2 separate regions of the Mus musculus genome follow, and region 2 is linked to region 1. A link is a loop called in an ENCODE intact Hi-C map of the cell type or tissue named here. Cell type or tissue: left cerebral cortex. All regions are shown on one strand. Each heading gives the region's core, and the rest is flanking DNA. Links, peaks and the distances in the headings are about the cores only. Region 1 overlaps Gnat3 (guanine nucleotide binding protein, alpha transducing 3). Region 2 has its middle 7.9 kb from the start of Gnai1.

Region 1 (12,940 bases), core at 2,184-10,183:
TAAACTGGAGTCATAATTTCTTATTTTGTAACAGAATTTATTTTGATGCAAAACCAAGTTTTCATTGGTATAAATTTCCTCTATTGATACTAAAAATTTTAAAGTATAGGGCTTAGACCCAGTCCTTCTTTTGCTGTTATTATAAACTGATCTGAGATGCTTACGTCTGTGAATTAAGGGCCAAATAGCAAATGCATGGCTCCGAGTTTATTGTTAGGGTATTTTCAGATATTTTAATTAGAAATAGCTGAGAGTAGTTAACAGAAAACAGTCCAGATTACTTTATATAGATAGTTGGTTTTCAAAAATGTCAGAAATCCACAGAATGTGACATTTAATGTTATTTATTCACTTGTGGTTGAGACAAGTCTACTCCTGACAGCATTCCCTTTCTTGGATTCAGAGAAGAAATTGAGCATCAATGGAGTTTCTCCAGTTGTGACGAGATAGCCACTAGGCAAGATTTGCCTCATTTCATCTACAGACACAATTTACAGGTTAGGACAGCTTAGTTGTGCTGAGGCAGAATAAGCTAGTCCTTCATTTTCTGTTTCTCTAAGTCTGTCAGATGATCCTGGGCCAGAAGGCTGAAGAGAGATGGATACTCTAACTTACTGACTTACTGGGGCTGTACAGGTAGGCAGCTGTCTCTACAATTTGTTTCAATTCTGGAAGCTGTGTTAGGCTTCCTTTGTATTTTCAGTTAATGGTGGTCATTTTCAAATTTCTGATGGGGTTGAAAAACTACTTATAGTCTTATAACCAACCCAGGCTAATTACTTTGAGAGAATGGATTTGAGAGGATGGTTTTCAGATAGCATACACTCTGAAAACCAAGACATAAGTCAAGGTAGAATCATAAATCTCTTAACTTAGGATGGATGACAATGTTCTGTCTTGATGACATAAATGATGGACTGGGTGTTAGGTCTATCTTATACTTTATAAATTATAAAAAGGTAATAGTTGTGCCCTGTTTATATTTGAGAGAAAGGTTTTGTTTTTTATTGGAACAGAAGAGGGGATGTATTGTGGATGGACCTGGTGCTGTTTGTATTTTGATGCTAATTCCACTCTCCTGGGAGGAGCTGCGGAGAAGGAGTAAGTAACATACCAAGGTGACTTCTTGTGAACCAGTCCCCTAATGAATAAGGATCCACCCACAATCCCTGGGCAAATAGTCAGGACATCCATGTTGGACAAAGGAAGAGAAGGAGGAGGGGAAAGTTAGAGCCTTTTGGTGGGGGATAGCGTGAGGACAAGATGTAGCTACTAGTGTCTCCCAGCTTATGGTGAATCTGCTAGAATTTGTCTCCCGAGAAATTAGATGTAACAAGGCTTACAAGTTAGGATTTTAGTTGTTGCACCCAGCGATTGCGTTACCATTGTTTGTGCAAAACAGAAAAAAAAGAAAGAAATATAACAGTTAGGACTAGGTGTCACAACTGTGATTTTAATTGGCTGTGGCTTTTACAATGGTCTCTGTTGCAAACAAAAGTTCCTTGTTTCATAGTGAGGACTATGCTCACCTGTGGGTAGAAGGACAATTGCTGCCTGGGTAGATAGGGGTCATGCTGGTAAAGTGGCAGGTATATGTTCTTCTATTCAAAATCCATGAATATTCCGGCCTCAGAGAGTTGGTTAGGTTTCCAGCCCAGGGGTGATTTCCCTGCACTTTGTTCGACTCTGCCCTTTGCCTAGGTCCCCTGCCACGATGGTAGAACAGTCTAAACTTCTATTATACAGCAAGCAGCACAAGGACATGCTAAGTGTTATGCAGCTTCTCTTGGTAACTGCTCATCTAATATATGTAGACATTCTTCTCAGTATTCCAACTGCACTATTACTGTTGTCCTTGTGTCAAAGGTGTGGGGTGTGCTATAACAGAATTTAAGACCTCACTGCCAAACCTCTGTAGTCAGCTGATAAGTCAAGGTCAAGGCAATTAGTCTATTCAGTTGTCTGTTATGGCTTCAAACAGCAGTATTTGAAAGGAAGAAATCACTTTTCTAGTCTGAAAATACTCCCTTTAAATAACAAATCTCACATGTAGCCAGAAATAAATAATGCTCATTGAGTCCTAGTTGGTATGGCATCTCATATTGTAGTCATACAACTGTACATGAAAACAAGCACTCCGGAATGGCACAGTTCTTGCTCAGCTGCATCTCCCTTGTTTATTGGCAGTCTTGTTGGACTAGTAATGGGGACTTACATGAGTTACTTGATGATTTAGTTTAAACTATAGCATGTTTCCAATACAGCTCTAACGTCCCCACTTGTTGTACAATGGGAGATTAATGTCACCAACAGCAATGGATATTAAATATTCCAGCCTCCTCTGCTTGGAATACTTTTAAAATGTAGGGGGCTCAGAGGGCATGTTGTAGTCATTGATCACAAAGGAAATACAGACACTTGCTGAGCCTCTGTGTAGTTGGAGTTTGAGGACAGACCTCTTCTGAAATAAAACTCTAGGCTAAAAAGCAAAGCAAAGCAAAACAAAGCAAAGAAGAAAAGAAAGAAAAGAAAAGAAATCGTTGAAGTAAAAATGCTGCTTTTAATAGGTTAATCTCCCTGCTACATCCTGTAGACAGTTACATGATTATCAGAAAGTCAAGCTGTGTACTTCCATTATTTTTATTCTCTGTGAGTTTAATAGATTGCAAACTGGTTGTAATTCAGCGCAAACGGAAAGCCTGAGTGGTGGAAGTCATTGAATCTGTCTTAGAATAATCCTAATGCAGAATTTATTCGTGAAATCCTGGAAATAGTGCACAACAAAGTGCAACTCCTAATTAATTTAACTGGAATTTGTGAGTTTATGAAGAACTAATAAGGGCTGGAGAGATGGCTCAGCGGTTAAGAGCACTGACTACTCTTCCGAAGGTCCTGAGTTCAAATCTCAGTAACCACATGATGGCTCACAACCATCCGTAATGAGATCTGATGCCTTCTTCTGGAGTTTCAGAAGACAGCTGCAGTGTACTTAGATATAATAAATAAATAAATCTTTTTAAAAAGGACTAATAAAATTGTAGATTTCACTCATTTAAAGAATATACAAGACTTCTTTACCTATATGGGTTTTGGGTGGCTTAGGGTTTTTTTGTTTGTTTGTTTGTTTTTGTTTTTGTTTTTTTTATGAAGTATGAGATAATGTCCTGCCCTTGGTCAGTAACAGAACTTGCTATTCATAGGGAGAAAGTAAAACCATTTTGTTAGGCCTGGTGAGGTTATGTTTCAAGAAAGTTAACAGGAGAAAGCAAAATTTTTGAGATGAGTTTTTGTTACATATTAACATACATACACACAAGAAAAACATATATATACCTATAATTTATGATTAACGTAAATGATAATAATTTTCAGATATCAAAGCATGAAAATAAATGCATAAAATAGTACCTGACTTCTCTATTCTCTTTTTAGGGCAGCCTGGATATTCATTCAGAATTTTAATATTGAAAAATTCACTAAAATGTTTCAAGAGCTTTGATTTTCATTTAAACTTTCATAAGCATGAAACATTCTTGTATATTAGAGTAAAATTATTACATGGCAACATTTTAAAATATAAGAGTTTTTTTTTTAAAAACTAATGTATTATTAAGTAGACTATGAATCATTGTTGGCTTATTGTCCACTTAAATGTGTTAATATTAAAGTGTCATTGAGACTGGGTTGCAACCCCGTATAGGGTGCTTGCAATGCGTACACTAAGCCTTGCTCAGTCCCCAGCAAGAGGAAGAGAAAAGGAAGGGTAATTAACCTGAGCATGCGCCATCCAGGCCAGTCTTGTGCTGTACGCATTTCATTTCGCCATGTTTCACAGTAGAACTATGTTCTGGTGTATGGTTTTAGTTTTCTAATATGTCAGAGAAAGTATCCATCTACAGGCAAGCCCGTTATTTGCTTCACAGTTACTGATAGTTTGAAGAATGGCTGGGTTGGGTCTCTAAAGGATTGCTCTCATTGCTTAACTCTGCAAGGAACAGAGTTTTTCTTTGCTTGTGAATTATCTTATATTCTATGTATAAAAATATACACGCTCCCATTCATATATTTAAGTGGGATAAATATTCTGATTTTTTTACATTTATTTACTTTGTTTGTATGTGGAAGATATGTAAGGACTGTGCAAATGTGAGACAGCCCCCGAGAACTAGCTCTTTCTTCAAGCTCAGGTTATCAGGTTTGGGGGAAAGTGCCTTTTATTTGAGAGCCATCTCACCAGCCTGATATGCCAATTATTAATTTTGTAAATAGATTTATAGCAGGCATTACTTTTTCTTCTGGACAGGATGCTCTGCATAGCAAATCTATGCTGAGGCTAGGAACAGCCGTCCAGATCTTTTTTCCAGTTTAAGATTCTTAATGTGTTAAAATTTAAATATTCTCCATTGGTCATAATAGAAAACTTTCAATGTTTGACACTCTTTCTTTGTCAGAAGAGAAAACTAAGCAATATACATTGAAGCAAAATTTGACAATTTTCAATTACATATGTTGCTTAGTTTTGTGACAATTTGAATTGACTTTAGAAAATAAGTCTTTCAAATAAAACAATGTTTTTGCTGTGAGTCTCATACATTATTCTTTATCTGAAAGGGCTCATAGTAATTAGAGGGCCATTAATGTCCCCTTGATGTAAATCAGGGTCTCTTGTTCTTTTATGTGACTCTTTTATTATTATCTGGTGTGACAAATGTGGCTGGAAGGAAAACTTATGCCATTACTAATGAAAAATGTGTCATCCCAGCAGTGTCAGGAAGAAAAAGTGTCGCAGGGAATGTTTCCTCTAATGTGGTAGATCGGTGACTGAAAAAGCACTGTAATAAACAGAGTAGGAGAATTACTCTCATTTTTAGCAGAATGAAATTTTACTGTGACTTATGGTTTATGAAAGAGCATTCATTAATAAGCAGACAGTTGATTACAATGCGAAACACTGTAGTTGTGAACCCTCAGATGATTTTTTTTTTATACTCGACACTATGAACTAAACAGCATTTGAAACATAACACAGGATAATGGGAGATTTAAAACGTAATCACCATTCAGATTTAAACAATTAAAAGCCACCGAATATAACAAGACCATGCAAAGAATGGTCTGCACATTCTACAGAGACAGAGGTGCTTCAATAGTTTGTTACTTATGGACTTCTGCAAATTATGGTGATTATCAGGAGACAAGCACACACTATTGAGCTAGAAGGACAGGATGAAGTATGATTTTTTTGTGTACTTGTGATATCTGTTTCATCAACATTATTGCTAGTCCAAAGTAGAGCTGCAACACTTGGTTTGAAAACACATAATGTAAGTGTGCCCCCATGTGGCAACAGAATCACTTGTAAGAATGTCTTCAGAAAGGCATCAGTGCAAAGGGCTTTATATTTTTTTATTTTATTTTTTATTATATATTTTCTTTATTTACATTTCAAATGTTATCCCCTTTCCTAGTTTTCCCTAAAAAAAAAAAAAACCAAAAACCAAAAATCCTATCCCCTCATTATTACCCCTGCTCACCAACCCACCCACTCCCTCTTCCTGGTCCTGGCATTCCCCTACATTGGGGCATCAAGCCTTACAGGACCAAGAGCCTCTCCTCCCATTGATGATCAATAAGGCCATCCTCTGCTATATATGTGACTGGAGCCATGGGTCCCTTCATATGTAATCTTTGGTTGGTGGTTTAATCCCTGAGAGTTCTGGGAGTACTGGTTCATTCATATTGTTGTTCCTCCTACGGAGCTGCAAACCCCTTCAGCTCCTTGGGTTCTTTCTCTAGCTCCTCCACTGGGGACCCAAGGTGCTTTTTAATGAATTCCACTCAAAATAGAATTAGTCTATGAGATAGAACACATAAGTTCTCCCATGAATCTTACAAATGGTTTCTGTTCAGCAATCATAACACTTTAGCCTGTGTCTCCTTATGATTCAGAAGTGATAAAGCCACACAAATAAAAAGTTTCTTGTGTTTATATTGCTGGGTGAAGTCAAGTTTAAATAATTCTCAGCTAGTGTTTCAAAGGACATTTTGTGGCTAAGTGGGAGATGGACAAGGTAGGAACATGTGCACTAGGGAGGGTACTAGGTTCAAGGTCTGAAACACTTGGCTGACCCTTTATGAGACATGTGCAGACTGCCACTAATCTATATATTTTGTTCACCAGTTGGATTGCTGACATTTAGAATAAAAGTTTTCCATTTGACAGAGTTTGAAACTCCCTTTCCAGAAAGTACTCTCTCACAGTCAACAACTCTCACAATATTGTGAGATGAGGTACATTAAGTCTTTTCCTTATCACTCTAGTCTTGGGACCAGCAAGCAAAGTCTAATCCACTGAGCAGTCCATGCTTCTGGAAAAGCTCTGTGGTGGCTGACAGGGATCCATGAGTTAAGGGCATAGCAGATTTCTCTGGTAGTACAGTGTGTCTGCGTTGGCCAAACCTTGCGGACAAATATCTAGTGCAAGAAAAAGGTGAGAAATGTGCTCATGCAAGAAGAGAAGCCTCAGATAACAGAGGATGGATCCATCATCGCTATGATGGATCATGTATATGTGTATCTGTGTGGCATTCATTTCGGTGTGTTTGACTGTCCTTTATGTGTTTGAATATGAGACGGTAAAGCACAGGACACTTCTTTGAGATGCTTTAAAGTAACTGATTGTCCAATTACAAGATGGGGTGCCCTTTTGAAGCAGGTGTGTTCACTTTAGCCAATTTAACATAACCTTTCTTGGTGGGAATTTCTCAGGCATTAGTCAGTCTTCCAGGTTTCAGATAATTTCTTTCTTTAACCACAAATAGTGTACATCTATAAATATAGATTTTATTTTAAAATTAAAACAATAAACAACACTAGACTTTGTTTTCTCCCTACTAAAAGTTCTGCTCCTTAGTAAAAATTGATACTTTAATACCTATTTTTATATTGTGTAAGATCTTTCTTATGTTTAATCATAGAATTGCAGGAAAGAATCAGTATCAATTTGCTCCTTCCTTCCTTCCTTCCTTCCTTCCTTCCTTCCTTCCTTCCTTCCTTCCTTCCTTCCTTCCTTGCTTCCTTCCTTCCCTTCCTCCCTCCCTCCCTCCCTCCCTCCCTCCCTCCCTCCCTCCCTCCCTCCCTCCCTCCTTCCTTCCTTCCTTCCTTCCTTCCTTCCTTCCTTCCTTCCTTCCCTCCTTCCTTCCTCCCTTCCTTCCTTCCTTCCTTCCTTCCTTCCTTCCTTCCTTCCTTCCTTCCTTCCATTCTTCTCTCTTTCTCTCTCTCTCTCTCTCTTTCTTTCTTTCTTTCTTTCTTTCTTTCTTTCTTTCTTTCTTTCTCTCTTTCCTTCTTTCTCTCTCTCTCTCTCTCTCTTTCTTTCTTTCTTTCTTTCTTTCTCTCTTTCCTTCTTTCTCTCTCTCTCTCTCTCTCTCTCTCTCTCTCTCTCTCTCTCTTTCTTTCTTTCTTTCTTTCTTTCTTTTCTAGAGCCCAAACTATCTGGGCATGGTTATGCATGTTATTGTTGTAATAACACCATGAATAGAGGCTGAGTCAGGGTAACAGAAGTTCTAGCAAGAGAGGGATAAATGGTGAAGCCATGACAAGCCCAGGATACATGAGCTCAAAATAATTATGTGTTTTGGAAAGACAAATTGGATAATGTTGACTACTCCATTAGAAAGTGAAAACTAAAGTTGAGTCAAAGTAAACACAAACCAGCAATAGTATTAATATTCCAAATAATACAGTTTTCTCTCTTTTCTCAAATATTCTCCATGAACTACCAGAGAAAGATAGATTACATGAGAGTAGTAATAAAGCATCAGACATAATTAACATATTTGCTTTCTGAACTTGAAATCTTATAGCATTGTCTATCTCCATCAAAATGCTGTCTGTTATATACTTGTTGATTTTTCAGCCAGAAAACTTTATCCAATGTCAGAGCTGAATAATTCTTCAGGATGCTTTTGTCATTGATGTCTTATACACTTCAGTAATTTACAACTTCTACTAAAAAATTTAAAATTAAAAACCACATTTTTAAGAGATATTTTAACCTCTTTCTTTTTTGTGGTTTTTGATCAGGGGAGGAATAAGATACAGATAATGTAGTAAGGATCTCTTATTTAGTGTAGTTTTCTGTTTTGTGGCAGTGAAATAGATCTACTGACATACAATCAAGGTCAACCTGAGCTGCAAACTGGTAAATGCTTAATTTCTTCTTCTTTGCATTACTCTTTCATTGTTAAAAAATCTAGTTTAATCTTTTATGAATCATTATCAATTTCATGCACTAGTATAAAAGTCTGTATAAAATAGATATATACCATATATGTTTTCTCAAATGCAGAAGCAATGAGTGTTATCGGAAATGCTTCAAGTTAAAAGGACAGACACGTTTTAAAAAGGAAAAGAAATGATCATCTTTATCTTCAGGTAAGTAAGACATTTTGTACAAGCTTTCAGTTTGAAAGGCATCAATTTAAAGAGTCAGAATTTAAGATCAGTTTCAATAGAGAAGCTCAAGAGCTAACATATAAAATTTCCTCATGTCCTTGCTACTATTACAGAAATCCACAAAGCAAAAACAACTCTATTAAGGAAACCTTTTAGTCTTAAGCACTAGCATTGTAATTCTAAAGCCCAGGATATCACTTATAATAATATCCAATTCCAATCAGAAAAAAAAAAAAAATATATATATATATATATATATATATATATATATATATAATACATGCAATTTCCCATCAGCAAAAGCATGTACTGTGTATACTGTGGGGCACCCTAATTGAAGAGCTGATGACTAAAAATATATCTTGTATCATTTTGTACAGTTTCTGTAGTATAGACATGGCTTTGTATGCTTATCAAAATCTACCTGGAAAATATTATAGCACATTCTATTGCTTACTCTATGATTAAAAATTGGTCCCCTATAGGTCATTTCCAAGAAACGTTAATAGCATGAATGTATATTGAGATCATTACCAAGATACATGAGATTCTAGCAGTAGAACATAGCAACTCTACCCTCCGTTCCCCAAGAAAACCGAATCCTGATATATGTGACACCACAGTAACATTTTTGTGTGATTTTTTTTGTTTTATAATACTAGTTACATTTCTAAATCAGTTAATATTTATACAAGCTAATACACAGCACCTTTTTGTATTAAAAGGACTATAGCTATCACAGGTGATGTTGCTCAGAAGAGCCCACAGTCTTTGAGGTTCTCTTTTATTATTATATCTGTCACTGCATCAAACACAAATTTGACATTTTGTGTGTCAGTAGCACAGGTCATGTGAGAATAGATTTCCTTATCTTCTTTTTTTAAGTTCAGGTCTAGAAACTGGTTCTTGATGTAGTTCCCTGCATCTTCAAATGTGTTTGGTCCTAAGTGAAGAAAGAAGTGAAAGAAGTAAACATTAATCTCATCTTAAAAATCATGTGGCTATAAATAGCACCAACAAGTTGTATATTACTATTTATATATGGAATCTTTATGCACATCATCTCTCAATTTCAAAGTCAATGTGTCCAAGGTCGGATTTTAGAAATTTGTGTAGCACCCACATGGTATCATATACTATGCCAGCTTTTCTGGAATTTCTGAGTTATATGTTATTTCATTTAGATGCATATGTAACCACATTAAATAAGAGGAAGCTGTGAATTTGGGAGGCAGGAAGATGATGGTCAGATATGGATGGGGTAAGAATGAGGGGGTGCAGAGAGAAATGATATAATTTTAGTTTTAAAAAAATTTAAAACTGGCATAACAAGGCAAATAACACACACTCAAACACATACCTCATGTTATGCTCATGTACTTATGGATATGCTTCAATACAAGCTAAAATAAATAAGACTATGACAGATGGCTAGGATGCAGAAAGAGTGTTGAGCAAGGACTTACTAAGAGAGAAGAGAAAATGTATGAAGGAAAGCAAGAAAGTGCAACTGATCATGGTCGGTGACACTCCTCGCCTGGTCCTTCTGACTGGAGTGGGGAAATAGACTGGAATTGGGAAGATCTGGTCAGGCAAATGCATGAGTTTTAGTAGAGGCAGTATACAAATGAAATGGGATAAATGGTAAGGCAGCTCTTTGGCTTGACTGCTGGGTAGACTGAGGAGCTGAGCTGAAATGTGGACAGCTATAGAGAGTGGCCCTTAACTCCATGTGTGAGAAAACTCTAGTGGAATGACACGCAGATCAAATGGGGAAGGGTAGACATAAAATAGGAAAGCTGACAGACATGGAGCTGCTAACTAGCTAACTGATTGGCTTCACACCAAAAAATATATATATACTGAGGACACCATAGAAAGGACCCTGAAGATTTCCTAATGAGTTAGAGATAAAATTTTCACTTTCATACTTTATTGCTCCTAGAAGAAAAATAATAGGAGAAAAAAAGCATTTGCATCGTATAATACAACAATGATTAGAGGTGGCTCAGTGACAGAGCTGAGTTTAACGTGCCTAGTAAAAGACCATGGGGTCAATACCCAGTGCTAGTAAATAAACAAATGAATTAAAAGACAATAAAATAAGACAAAGATGAAAAGCTTGGGATAGTAAATATTAACAAGAATTCATAATCATAGGAACTATACTTAGGCTAGTGGGAATGCAAACTGTTCCAGTCACTGGGGAAGGCTCTACACTGCACAATTCCAGCAGTTTGAAATTCTGGAAAATGTGAAACAGTAATATTAGAAACATTTATAGTTTCTGGAGTTTGGGGACTGTGTCCTTCCCCCCAGCCTTGAGCAGGCTAAGCAGACCTTGAATGCTTGCCTGCCACAATGGGTTTTACAACCTAAGTTATCTGCACCTGCAATTTTTTTACAGGAATTTAGAGGAGCAGACTGCCTGCTGAGCTTGCTTTACGCCATAATCCAGCTGAAACAAAGGATGGTCAGTGGGCTCTCCCTATATAAACTGAATATGCAGTGCTGAATATGAAACTTTGAGCCTGGATCAGAACCTTTGTCTTGGCTTCATTCTTCTCTCAAACTCACCTCTTTCTTACTTCCAGCCCCCCTTTCAAGTAACCCAGTTCACCCATAGCCACTGCACAGCTACATATATAGGTGAAACCTTGGTTATTTGAGAACAATAGAACTATTTCATATTTTATTGTAGATGTGGTCCTTGGCACCAGGGGGTATCATAGAAACTCTTAAGGGGTGGGATCTCGGGGGAGGTCTTTTGTGTGCCTTCAAAGGGGACTGTAGGATTCTCAACTCTCTCTCTTTCTCTCTTGCTTCTATTTGATAGAGAGCTAACAGGCTCCCTTTGCCACAATCCCTTGCCACAGACTGAGAAGGAACAGGGCTAACTGACTATAGATTGGAACTTCACAAATTATGAGATTAAGAAAAATGCCATTCTTGTTACCGTCTGATTTACCTTGGGTATTTGTTATCTTAACAGAAGACTAATAACAGGTGCCAACATTTCATGCATTTAGCAAAACACACAGAGAACAAGGCCTAATTAAACTGTGGACTTCAGTTAATTTTGTGTCAACATCATTCCATCAATTACAACAAGCACACTGCATCAATACAAGATGTGACTAATTGGATCCTATGGGAGGGGGGACAGAGTAAATACATAAAATCTCTGCACTCTCAAAGTATTCATATATCTGAATAAAACCTGCTCTAAGAGACTGTATTAATTATAAATATGTCCCTTAACTGTGTCTATATTTAAAGTACATTATTAAATATAGATTCATGATTGTACTTATCACATGGTAGATGTACAGGCATTATAGATGATGTTTGCAACTATAGAATGACACATTCTAAGTAAAGATTAGTCAGCATAAATACCTACTTTGACAGACTACCATGATCTTAGGACATCTAATACCCAGAGAGTCAAATTAGACATACATTTATGTTTAAATCTCAACCATTTCAGTCTTAGATAATTTCATTAATATCAGTGCAGCTAAGTTTCTCAACGTAGTCCCTAAAAGTAAACCAACTGTTTCATGTTACATGGTCTCAGTAGCAACTGACTGATAGGATTAGCAATGAAATGGTGGGACATTAGGAATTGAAAGAGAAGGGACACTGTTGCCACATCCATTCCAGTTGTTCAATAGACTACAACACTGTAGACTCTGAAGAGCTACTGAGCTCCAGTGTGGTACTGTGAGCTCTAGATAATGTGACTACAGTGACATTATTATACAGAATTTAATACAGCCTACGGCATCATTTGATGTGTCTGCAGAGCAGCTACTCTCACCAATTGCACATTTTCCAGTTTGTTCCATTGGTGTTTGCTTTAATTTCCACAGTATGGCAAACGGTCCTCTTTGAGAGAGTGTTTTCAATGGGAATCATAGTCATGTTCAGATCCAACAGGAGGGCGGGGGAGATGTCTCAGTTGCTAAAGAGCCCACCACACAAGTGTGAGGACCTGGGTTTGGATTCCCAGAATGTATGAATACACCAGGGTGTGGCAGTGGGTTTCTGTAAACCCCAGGAAGGAGTGAGAAAGAGGATGGGAACAAGAGGATTCATTAAGCTCGTTGATCAGCTGGTTAACTTGCATAGATGAATTTCAAGTTCTGGGAGGAACCATGTCTCAAAAAATAAAGGTTAGGACAGAGGCGGGTGGACATATTTCTCAGAGGTTAAAAAGCATATACTACTCTCACAAGGACCTAAATTTGGTTCACAGAACCTACAAGGTGATTCACTATTGTCTGTAATTCCAGATTCAGGGTATCCAGAGCCCTGCTCTACCCTCCAAGGGTACTACCACATATGGTGCACATAAATTCTTCTAAGATCACACATATTTAGGTTAAAACTCAGTAATTTTTAAAGGGTGGAGAATGATTAAGAAAGATATCGAATACCACTCCCGAAAGTATATAAGTATGCACACAAGCTTGCATGGACA
Region 2 (12,940 bases), core at 3,302-11,301, 340 kb before region 1:
TTCTCTCATCCCAAGCTCCTCACTCAGCACAGCACACCTGGCCTCCTTACTCACTGAGGACTCCCTCAAACTTCCCGCAGTGGCCCTCCCATTTCCTACGTGGATAGAGTCACTTCCTCCCTATCAGATCAGTTCTCCTATGTGTACAGATAATCTCTACAATTTCTATTTTTAAAAGTGATTCTCTAATTCCTGTCTCTACCACATACCACATGCTGTCATGTTCTTTGCTTCCGCTTCCCAGAGGTTTTTTCTTTTTCTTTTTTTTTTTCTTTTTTTCCTTTTTGTTTTTCTTTTTGTTTTTGGCTTTTCTTGTCCTAACTTCATTTCTCCAATTATTCAACCTAATCACACATATTTGATTCTGTTCTTTTTTTCACTGACCAAGATCAGAGTCACCAGTTCCAACAGGAATGCCTTCATGTTTAACCTGCTTTGCCTTTCCACAGTATCACAGTATTCCTTGTGTTAGCAACACTGCTCTGGGAACCTTCTCTTCTAGGCTCCTTGACCTAAATCTTGGTTTGTTTGTTTGTTTTTTGTTTTGTGTGTGTGTGTGTGTGTTGTTGTTGTTGTTTTCCTCCAATTGCATTATCACCTCAAACTCATTCTCTGAGTTGAGTCCTCCTACTGTAGGTGATCCAACAACTCATTTCACTTATAACTAACTAGCCACATCGTCATCATTTGTTTATTTTTTTCAAATAAGCCTGCCAATATTCAGTTGAAAGAGAAAACGAACTATGGAGAAGGCATACTTGGTTCTTCTCTGTTCCACCTTACTATCCCTGATGTCCACTTGATCTCAGTTCCTCCACCATGCCCTACTCTGAATCATCTCCCCATCTTTCCTAAAGAACCACAAGATACTACCTCCCATGTTGTTCTACTTCTTCTTTGTGAATTGTTTGCAAAGCACCTTTCTGTACTCATAACCTAGCTTCCATTCACCTCTAAGCACTGGTGAGCCCTCCTCACCAGATGCTTGCAGCTCTGGACTCCCCCCCCCCCCCCCACCTCGAGCCTTTAGTCTGGTCTCTAGTACCTGTACTACTAGAGCTTCCTCCACACCCACCTTGACTTGCCTCACACTCATCTTTGCATTACAGCTCAAATTCCCCCATTTTGCAGAATCTTCTCCTCTTCCTCCATAATATTCATAATGGCATCTGCCTACTAACCTTTGTCTTCTCATGACTCCAATGTATTGTATTTACTTTCATATTGACCTCATCTCAGTTTGACTTTCTACTGAAGTGGACTTTATTCATGGTCAGAGATTTTTCTCTCTGTATCAGTGTTGTGTTTTCTTATCCCTAAACAAGTATCTGCACACACCACACTTTCTATATAACTTCATGACGTATATGTGCCAGATGAATAGGTCATTTACATAGACTCTCCAGTCTGTCTATATATTCTATATATAATATTATGAAGACAAATCCTGTGAAACTGAATGACATCACAATATAATCCAAGATAAATTTAGATCCAATCATCATAGTCACCTCAAAAATTCAAAAAATAAAATAAAATCAGGAAACCTGAAACAAACAAAAAAGCAGTTCTAGATGACAGGAAACCCTACTAGAAAGCTACAGAGAGTTCAGTGTGGAGAGAAATCCCTTCATCTTTACTTAACAATGACTTAACTAAAAATAATCTATGAATATCTGAACTTATTTTACCTGATTGGACTCTAATTTAATAATTTATACCCTGCAATTCACAAGTTTTATTATATAGATCTAAATATAGTTATTGAATATATGAAATAGGGCTAGTACAAATGAGGAACTAAATTTAGGTTTTATTTAATTTTATTTAGTTGTAATTGAGGTAAAATGAAGACTAAAGCAATGAATAGTATTTTCCTGCAAACAACACTGTTTGGCATGGCTACATGTGGCCTTAATTATTAAAAATATAAGACACAGTGATCCTTAATGGATTTTTGCAGATAATATAGAAAAGAGTATAAAAGATCTTAATATTTTTGTGGTTCACATATTAAAATGTTAATATTTTGTACGTAATGGATTAAATGAAATATGCTACAGAGATATATTCAAGGTATTTATTTTAGTTTTTCTAATGTGGTAGTGGAATTTTAAATTGTGTAAATGGTGTATATTTTGTTTCTAATGTATGGTTCTTCAATATATGCCTATATTTATATCGAGACATTTAAAATAAAGATTATTTTTAATGAACTATTTATTTGATTGAGCAGTAATGCAAAAATCATTGTTTTAAAGACGATAGATAAGAGTTATATATAGCCGTTTGGAGAGCCCGCCTAGTATCTAACTTTGTGGATCGTTGCATTATTTATTAGTGAATGTCAAATGGGTTCTTTACTTTTTACTTTTTTATACAATGTTGGGAATCAGAATTTAAAGGACACATTTACCATTGAAGAATGGTTATAAAAACTACATGTCTTCTTTGCTAAATGGTTGGGAAGTTGAGGAACCCAGGAGACATTTTTAGAAAATAGTTTTTATAGAACATGCACTACTTTTTTATTCACATAAAGTGAATAAATAATTATATGAAGCAGATAATGATGTCTAACAACAGCACCATTTTTTTATAATGTCAAAATTTATTCTCAATTTTCTGAAAATATTACTCTGATGATATAACCTTTTAAAGAAGACTTTAAAATAAATTTAGACAAATGCAATGTTATCCTTCAAAAAGAAAAATGAACACAAGCTCATGGATATAAGTGGCTGTAATCTATGGCCTATTTATATCCTTAGTGTGTGCCTCTGGGAAGACACCATAAGTAACTTCAGAAGTCAAAGACATATGGACAGGTTCCCTTCCACTGACTTCCTGAGAAAGTGTCATCCAACTAGGGGCCCTCACAGGCTTGCAAAGGTACAGAATAGAACACTTCACAAGACAGTTCAGGAAGAACTGAGCAGGTAGTCAGAATTCAAAGCAATGAGCCTACAAAAATCATAATATCCTCTGATCAGTGGAAGCAAAATGAATAGGACCGTCTCTGTCTTGTGCTTTGATTGTACCACATGATCAACCACTCAGTATTGAATAGCTAACATATTGTCCAAATATTGACTTTTTAAAAAAAATCTCAGGCTACTATTACATTTCTACCCTGCAAAGATTCATGTTTAGTGTAAAGAAAATAACAGATATAGGAAAGGAGAGACTTTCTGCAAGTTACATTTTATGGTAGTATACAAAGTAATAGGTTTCAATATGGAATTTTCATACATGTGTGCCATTGTAGTTCTGTCTTATTTATCTCCTTATGTTTTGAGAGAAAAAAATGTATACTTAAAGTTACCACAAAAAGTATTTTGAATTTTGCTTCAGTTATTTTTTTCATAGAAATCCAATTCTTCAATGGTAAATATGTCCTTTAATCCATAGTGCGTGATCAAGGCCCCAGAGACAAGCTTCCCTTAGACCCATTAACAACACCGATAGACCCAGGGATGCACAGCGTCTGGTTTTAGGGACTTATAGGCTGAAGCATTGTTTGAAGTCTCGATCTTAGCTCCTTGAGCATTGGGAAAGGGATCTCTATGTTAAGCTAGACAACTCATGTAAGGACTTTATTAATATGCAGAATTATTTAAGAAATTGTCCAGTTGACACCAGTTGGCACACCACCTAAGAAAGTGTCCAGTGATACCGACCAGCTCACCACATTTGGCTCATTTATTACATTGCTTTGTTTCTTCAGAAGGGCTTGGTCAAAATGGGAAAAATGGTGGTTAATTGCCTCTGCTGCAGGTACATCAAGCTGGATGCTATTATGGTGTGTACTGTATAAATCTCTATATATTTTTGTATGAAAATATTTTGTATGTATACATACATGTATATATATATTTATACATGCATATGTATAAATGCTGTATACTGTATAAATAGGACTGTTTTTTACTCGGGCAGTAAGTGATTTTGGCCTCCCAAGTGCTGCATTGAAATGCTACTATTATTCCATCAACATATGTGAATAGGGAGAACTGATGTGCACTTTCAAACAGGAACCCTTTTCACAAACAAGTAGGTGGCCCACTGAGAAGGCATGTCCTTTTCAGTTCTCTCTGGGGTGAACTCAGAAGCTCTGCCCTCTTTCTATGCCTCTGCCACTACTGATTATATAATCAAGGTCATGCCAATTAATTTCTCTAAAAGTCAACTTCCTCATCTATAATATGAGGATATTAAATCCCACATTATTTTCTTCCCAGGATTATCATGGGATCCAAATGACGCAGAAAATATAAATATATCTTAGGAGGAAGGTGGGGGGGGGGGAAGGAGGGCAGAGGGATGAAGGAAGAAAGATTGATTTTCCTGAAAAATTGGAACAATTTTAACAATGATAACTCTAACAAAGTGCTCATTTTGTTACTGTTTCTCATATTAGGAATCTCATGATGGCAAGCAATAGGAACCAACGCAAATTAGCTGAAGGGGAACAAAAGGTGGTACTAAGGACAGGGAACTGTTTCCTGGTATCTGAAACCAGAGACGCATCAAGTTCTCAGCAAAGAACTGGAACTGATTGCTTCTCCTTTCATCTCCTTTATTTGTTCTCTGGCTGAAGCATTAAAAAAAATAATAACTAAATTCAGATCTCTCTTGCCTGTTCAAATGTGAAAATGCTCTGGCTTCCCACAGATCCACAGAATGCATTTTGCAGACCCTGTCATGAAAGGATGCTGATCTGGTTCCAAACACAGATTCTAAGGGAGTCTGGAATGTTAGATGAGGAATGATTGAGGTTACAGAAAGGAAAGAACAGCGGGGTGAAGACGGTTGTTTCCCCTTAAGAAAGCCCCTTACCCTGAAAGTATGCAGCGTTCTGTGTACCTTTCCAAGCCACTCCCCCATGGGAATGAAAGAAGAGAAAAACAGTAGTATGGTAACAGAAACAGACTTTCTCTGAAGGATAGAAATATTTCCTTTGGGAGGAGAAAATAAAGATACTTTGAGAAAGAGTTTGAAAGAAAAGGGAGATCTTGAGGGCATCTCTGGCAGCGGTATTTCAAGAACAAGAGAGGTTTAGGGCTCTCTGTTGCAGAAAATTAGAGGCATTGGATGTCTTCCTGAGTGGACTGAAGAACAAGAAGAACATACAGAGCAGAGCTGGAAGGCAGAGACAGAGAATCGACTTGGAATAGAGATCTCCCCAGAGTACAGGATCTTGTCCAAAAGCACCCGCTGCACACTTTATTTATTTATTTATTTATTTATTTATTTATTATGGAACTTACTTTGTGTGCATATGCGTACGTGTGAGTGCGTGAGAAAACGTGTACACATATGCACATAACTTAAGGTTACTAAAGAGACAAGAGCTGGAGATTCAGGAGCAAATCCATGTAGGTGCTGGGAACTGAGCATGGGTCTTCTGTAAGCAGTACCCACTATTAGCTGCTGAGCTATAGTTCCACACTACAGTTTTCAGGGTAGAATACATCTGCTATGTCACTTTTAGTTTTAGTTTAGTTTAGAAAATTTGTTTTCTCTGTAGATATTATTAAAGGAGGAAATTGTGTGTGTGTGTGTGTGTGTGTGTGTGTGTGTGATGTGTATGTGTGTGTGAGTGTGAGTGTGTGTGTGTGTGTGTATGTGTGTGTGTGTGTGTGTGTGTGTGTGTGTTCTGTAACTGCCACATGTGATGACCACAGGACAGAAGGACTGTGAGTTAAAGCAGCAGCACGGACAGGGCCTATTCCACTCAGAGTGGCCAGAGAAGGTAGGCAGCCACTGACTTGGGGTTGTAAACATTTCATTTTTTTTTCTATATTCCATTCAAAGGCTTATCAAGCAATTACAGCAGATCCAGTTATCCATTGTCAGATGAGGAAACTACAGACAAGCAAAGTCTCAGGGCAAGGAAACCTCAGAGCAGACAGAAAGCAGGACAGACACCACCTCAGGGGCTCCTCTATTGCATTGAACTTGCTCTCTTTAAAAATTCTGACAGTGACAGAGCCAAGTGAGGTAGCCTGCCTTAGCAGCAGGGGTCCAAGAACTCATTCCTGTGATTAAAGACTTTTAGTGCTTTTTAAAGGAATCACTAAGGTTATATTTAACTTATTCTCCAGTGTGTATTTGTTGGATCTCCACTGTCTAACCAGTACCAGGATAGATGACTGTCCCTTGCCTCTGAGAAAGAATAATTTGATCAAAGGAAATCCTAAAATTAGGTTAAAAAAAAACCCAAGCAACTGAACAATGATTTTCAACTCACAATGATGATGAAAGCAAGTTAGAAATCTGTGGACCAGTGTGCTTGGGCTTGGGCCAAACGTTGTAATACAGGGAGGTGTGGAGCCCATACACCCACCCAGGTGCAGCAACAGAAAGAAACTCTCACAGATAGCTTGGTTGAGTCTCTGTGAAGAATGCAAGAACTTAATTCTTACAATTGTAATATAAAATGTTTTCCCCCTTTATTCTATATATAGCCTAAAACATTGCATATTACACCCAATAAGCTGTTCATATTAAACAAATGCTTTCTACATTCCCTAGTATTCATATGTGGAATAATGCTGCCACCAACAATAATTGAGACAGAACACCCCCTTACTCATCCCCCACCCCGGTTCTTCACAGAACACCTTTGGACCAGCTCCATTCTTTGTCCCCCAGCAGGCCTTCTGTCAAGTCCCTGCTGAACTAAACAAGAGACATACTTGCTAGCCTTCCAGCTTCACCAGAGCCCCCGCAGTGAAAGAAAAACAGCTGAGCCAGCAGGAAGCAGGAACAGAGGGAGAGGTGTCAACAGAGCTATTTTAAAATCCAATGTAGTAAATAAACAGACTGCAATAAAGCCATGGCAGGTAGCTCTGAGAAGCTAGCTTCTGTGAGCCTGGTCAAAGCCTGGCTTGATCCTCTATTAGAACAGCATTTTTGAAATTATGTTTACCATATGCCAAACAAACATTGGAAGAGAGGAATAAAGGTTTGAAAGTCAGATATAGATAGATAGATGGGTAGAGAGGGGCACAGAGAAAAAGAAAAAGAAAACACACATGTAACCTTATTGTTATCCAGCTACAAGCAGATAATTCACCCTGAGTTTGGCTATAAAGTAATTTCTCCCAGTTAGATCTTAACCAGACCTCTATCTTAATCTTGATCCTCAAAGCCCTTAACTGTCCCTTCCATCTTAGTCACTGTATTGTAGTCATGAGCACGTGATGGAAAAATTTTATACATCTTATTTAATCATTACAACTGATGGCAATCAGGGACATCTATGGACAGCTGAAAGTGACTCCGCGAAAGTCAGGCATCTTCACAGCCAGCTTTTAAAGGATCCTTGATCAAGACACGCCATCACTAGCTGCCCAGGAGGCCGCACATTTTTGCCCCTGCTACATGTCCTCTCAAGGATGCGCCAAGGATGCAAGGAAAGTTATTTTCCCCCTTCCCCGAATCTCTTCTGTCTTCTCTCTCCTAGAGGCCACCTCTGTGTTCTCTTCCCTTTAATAAAAAAACCTCCCACCTGAGACCTGTCACGTGGTCCCATCAACAACCCTTCGGTGTCTTCAGTTTTAAAGACAACAGTCAAAGACATTGCTAGCATTCTGTCTAAACTCTACCCTACAGTTACCTGGCAACAATCAGGTAGTCCTGACCCATTGTAAAAGGGACTTCTTGTCTGCTCTTGCCTCTTTCGTTCTCTCATGATTCTCTCTTGCTCTTGCTCTCCCCTTCCCCTGCCCTTCCCTCATTCCTCTCTCCAAGTACTCATGGCCAAGGCCAGCTTCACTTCTCTGCTCTTTCTCTGCCTCTACTACATGTAGTAGGTTCTGATCAGAAGAGCCTAAATTCCAGCCTGCTGACTTTGCATTCTGCCTGAGAGTGGAATCATTCCGCCCAAATCTTGTTTCTTCTTGCTGTCTGGTGTTTAGTCCATATGTATCATAATTCCCTAAACACTGAGCTGAAAGTTCGAAATCCCCTCCTTGACTAACTTCTTGAATGGCCCTTGAGGTTCATGACTCAGGCTGACAGTTCCAACTGCCAAATCAGTAGATTCATGGTGGTGTTCTCAATTGGGTGATCTTCCTAACCCTTCTGCCTCAGTCTAAGCCACAACAAATCCTAGCCTTGAGCTGTGGCCGCCCCTGAGGTCTCTCCAGTCTGTAGCAGCACACTTTCTCCTTTGGCTTTCCCAGCATTTATGATCAATCAGGATCACATCTAACACAGTCTTAATGTCTGCTTTCAGGACTGGTGCCACATTCTTGTAAATGTGGTTTCATTATTTTCATAGCAATTACCCAATGTTTATTTCACTTAATCGATCAATTTACATATTTAAAAAATATCCTCCTCCAACTGCCATTATTTCTACTGTTACTGTCTTATTATCTACTGTACCCCAGTGCTAAGAAACGGTTCTGAGCCTATGAGAGGTCTTCAATTAATAATTTTGAATGAATTAAACAATGGATTCTATTCCTGAATTTAGCTGCTTACTACAGTTTTTCCTGTGGAAGGCATTGGACACAAAACAGGAAATGAGAGAGACAAAGTCTCGGCCCTTTTGAATGCATACTCAAGAGAGAAGATGATAGATAAGCAGTATCAAAACTTGTGCTATATGATAAGAGCTATCATAAAATCATAGTGCAGAGTCAAGGAATGAAGAATGACGTCGGTGGACAGAGATAACTCCCCATCTGATAAGGTGACATTTGAACAGAGAACTGAATGAAATAAGAGAATGAGTCAAGGAACTCTCTGGCTAAAGAATGCTCTAGTTAGATAGGATGTACGTGCAAAGGCTCCGAGAAGGGATGCATGTGGAAACTTCAAGCAATAACCAAGAGGTCGGTGAGGCTGAACTATGGAGAGAAAAGAGGAGAAAGGGAGACACTATTGTGGCTGAAGGGAGTGGACATTGCACATCAAGTAATACCTTGTAAGCCATCGCCATCCTAAGAGGCTTAGAGAGGACTCTCCAGATGGAAAGTGAATAGGCAATACTGACATTTTAAAAGGCTGACTCTAGTCACTGGGTGCAGAGCAGTAGTGGATAAGAGTGGGCACAGAGAAAGCAGAGAGATGCTCCACAGATAGCCCAGTATTTGCTCACCAATGCAGCCTGCATGGGAAGGCCTCTGTGCATCAAAGCGTGCTTTTGTGTATTTGCCAACCATCTGTCCTGTTGAAATGGCAGGCTCACAAAAAGCCACAATTACAAGAACCTTATGGATGGTCTAAGTCATCACATTTGTGCTTACATGCAAGGACACTGCAATTAGAAGAGCCTCAAACTTGTAAAGCCATGTATGAAGTTGAAGACAGAACTCGGAACTGTCCCAGGAGTACCTGGTTACTGGCTGAGAGAGTCTCTTCCTCCACTCCACTTTCTATTGTTTGTTTGTATGTTTTTTTTGTTTGTTTGTTTGTTTTTTGTTTTTTCGAGACAGGGTTTCTCTGTATAGCCCTGGCTGTCCTGGAACTCACTTTGTAGACCAGGCTGGCCCCGAACTCAGAAATCTGCCTGCCTCTGCCTCCCAAGTGCTGGGCTTAAACGCATGTGCCACCACAGCCCAGCTCCTCCACTCCACTTTTGACAGTGTGCTTTCTCTATACATGTTCCAGATAACATTTTAAAAATAACATATCATGCTCAATTTACTACTTATTTATTTGTTTGTTTGTTTGTTTGTTTGTTTATTCTGAAACCTCTCCCTCCTCCTCCTATGCCTCCTATGGACCTCGGGAATGACCACCTTCAGCAGGAAATTAAATCTCCCAAATAGATTTCAGTCTGAGGAAATGAAAATTGTCCCAATAATTCTGAGTCACTCAAGATGCCTTCACATTCACATGCACTCAGAGATTATCCTGCAGCTTAATGATAGTGTCTCATATTCTCTGTAACCTCTATTTATAAATCCCATTCATCGTGCCACTGTCCATGAATTTTCTTCAGGGAGACTAAACATTGCCGTGGAGCAAGGTCCATCATTAAAATGAAGCTACTCAACACCAAAGATGCTTTCAGTGACTCCAAGCTGGCATGGATAGGTAGTAGTATGCCTCAACCAGAGAGGATGCCGGCCCAGTTTCTACGTCATGGTGTTGGGAAGATGTTCCAGCTTAGTTCATGTAATCAAGACACACCCACCCACACAGGAATGTCTAAAGGTCTCTTTCCTAGGTGAGTCCAGGTTTTGTTGTGGTGACCAGTGGTTCTAACCACCACATCCTTTATATTAATTCAACAGTCCTGCACCCAACCCACACCCTACCCCATCCCACTCCACCCCAAAATCTTCACTTAAAAGCTCACATGACCTCTAATAAGAATGGTTTCAGCTTGGGATCTGTAAAGCAAATTGAAAGCAAAGGCCAGGCTACCCCACCTATATTTCGAAATATTCCCAGCTAGTCCCCAAACCAAATTCTTTTGATTTCCTAAACAGGAGCTTTAACCAATGCAGTTAATGGAGTGGGGTTCATAAGCCAAGTGTGTTCACCCTATATCCAATGATAAACACTATCCTTCTGATCTGTCACTCACTCCTTGGTCCCCAGAGGTATCTTGGCTCCATCTCTTCTGAGTTTCTTCTCGCATACTAATTTACTCCAACCTCAAACCAACATCTCGGGTAACTTTTGTTTGTACTTGTAAGGGTATTATGAACAGAGAAATTGTTTCTGGAGTACTGCAGTCTCAGTTTAGACTCAAATGGGACCAGGCCATTTGATGACTGAGAACTGTAGAATCTTCAAAGCTGATATAGGTCTAGAGTGCTCAAATAGATGTTTACATCTTAGACTATGATGAATAAGCAGGAACTGTGCACCTCTTTCCCTCACTCCAAGGAAGTTTTGTTGGCTGTAGCATTCTTTTTGTATTTCTACCTCTACAACCCAAAGTCACTTGGCCTCTGATTTATGACATATCCTCATTCGTTTGAAAATAATGGTCAGCTCAAATGTTTCTTCTCATTCCTACATTAAATACCCACAATTTTCCCCCAAGATATTTTATAACATAGTTTAGTGTAGGCTGAGATTTTTCAAAACCTACATTTAATAAGGATCCTCAAATGGTTCAAACCTCCACTTCTAGCCCACCATCCAAAGGTAGAGGAGAAAAGATGGTAAATAGGACAAGGAGATGTGGATCTGTTTAGAAGTAGTTCTTTGGGGAAATTCCAATCTCCTTTTGTCAGAATACCAGCAATCCAGTTCAGTAGTCTCAGGATACCAAACATGAATCAGCAGACGTGGAACCATCCAGCAGAAACTGCTAGGCTTCCAAATCAGCATGGATCAGTGGGAGTGACTAGGATCATCCAGGACACCAGGAAAAGTTCTCTGCTATCCCTCTCTCAATGAAGCAAAAATCAATGAAGACTTGAGACTAAGTGTTGCAAAGCTAGCTACGCAAGCACACTGTCACTGTCTGTTGAGTTCTATTTATACTCTCTCCAAACATCACATATCCTCCCATGAGTCCTGCCTCAGCAAAACAACACGTGAGTCTGCATCACCTGACATATCCAGAAACTTCCATTTCAGTTTAGAGCTATTTCAAACCCTGATGCTTTTTAGTTAATTATGTCCCAATTTGTTTCTTGATGTGTGTGTCTATCTTAGCACATGAGACTCAGCATCATTTAGCAATAGAAAGAAGTAACATTCAAAACCAATAGTAATATGGTAAATCAAAGGAGTCAGTTATAAAAGGCTAGATATTATATGGTTCTTTTTGTTTATGTAAATGTCTAGATTAGGCAAAAGAAGAAAAATGAGATTAGTGATTTTCTAGGGCTGGAAGAATAGACTGGATTAGGGGGAATGGCTAAAGGATATGGGGTTTCTTGGTGGGGCACAAAACATTTCACAAATGGTGTGGTTGTAGAACTCTGTCTCTACTAAGAGCCACTGAACTGAACATTTCAAATTGATAGGTGTTATGGAATTAGTATAGCTGTTAAAACAATCACGAATTTCTGAAGGGAAACGTGTGTTCAGACGTAGGTTTTTAACCTCTGTAATTTCGATTTTACTCTTTCACGTACTCTATAGTAGATGATTTCGTAATGGTTGTTCCAACTCCTTGATAATGTTGCTGAGTCATATTTTGCAAAATCATAATTATGTATATTACTAGTGTGAGTGATGGTTACCATCTCATATCTGAATTACCAATGTCATTCACTTATTAGTATAGTAAGTAACTCATTTGTTTTCATCTAATGCAGAGATTTTTCCTTTTATATCTCTATTACCTAACTCAGAAGAATGTACGCACACTTAGCACTCACTGTAACAAGTCCAACTATTTACCTCAATATTTATAGTTCTTTTTAAACTTTCATTTTAAAAGTTCATTCCATTCATTTCAGTCATCACAGCAAACTTCATTTCAATCATAAAATATTGGCCATCTTCTGTTCACACTTTGCCTATTAATCTTTTAGTTAGATATTCATATGAAACAAAATATTCCCTAGTCTGGACTGAATGCTTATGTCTCCTCAGTACCCTTCGGCTGAAGCCCTAACACCCTGGTCTGGAAGGCAGAGCCCTTGGGAAGTACATAGAGATGGAATCCTGAACGTGGCGGGCCAATATCAGTATGAGAAGAAAGAATTCTCTTCTCTCATCCCTGGTCCTCTTTCCTCAAGAAAACCCTCACTGGAGAGAGAGCTGGATCCATTGGCCCTTTAATCTTAGATTTCCAGACTTGAGAAATAAATGCCTGCTGTTGAAGTCATGTGATCACCATACTTTGCTATGGCAACCAGTTCAGGGCTCCAGTGCTCAGTTCCCTGCCCACCAGCTTCCCTGGAGAGTTCTTCCAACATCCTCTCAGAAGTGAGGATTATTTCCTCATGTCCTTGACGAGCTTTTCAAAGGGAAGGGGCAATTCATATAAGTCTTTGACAATTCCTAT

The links. Hi-C counts contacts between places; a loop is a spot of excess contacts. Peaks named below come from ENCODE experiments on the same cell type or tissue, not always from the same donor. Only the 100,000 strongest peaks of a DNase experiment are listed, where the experiment ranks them.
Region 2: it touches region 1 in a loop (4-fold over the local background); 2 of 42 quality-filtered maps call a loop at or near these places.

The regions. Positions count from the first base shown.
Region 1 is chr5:18,015,935-18,028,874 of GRCm38, reverse strand. It overlaps Gnat3 (guanine nucleotide binding protein, alpha transducing 3), which reads right to left. Exons shown (of 8, transcript NM_001081143.1): 8 at 9,207-9,397. The coding sequence ends at 9,207. Among named protein-coding and RNA genes, the nearest start is that of Gnat3, 60 kb to the right of the region's middle. In left cerebral cortex, for the core only: a CTCF peak has its summit at 5,339 (motif pointing left); DNase peaks (open chromatin) are centred at 5,325 and 9,809.
Region 2 is chr5:18,361,857-18,374,796 of GRCm38, reverse strand. No RefSeq gene overlaps it. Among named protein-coding and RNA genes, the nearest start is that of Gnai1, 7.9 kb to the right of the region's middle. In left cerebral cortex, for the core only: no CTCF peak of the experiment used is centred there; no DNase peak of the experiment used is centred there.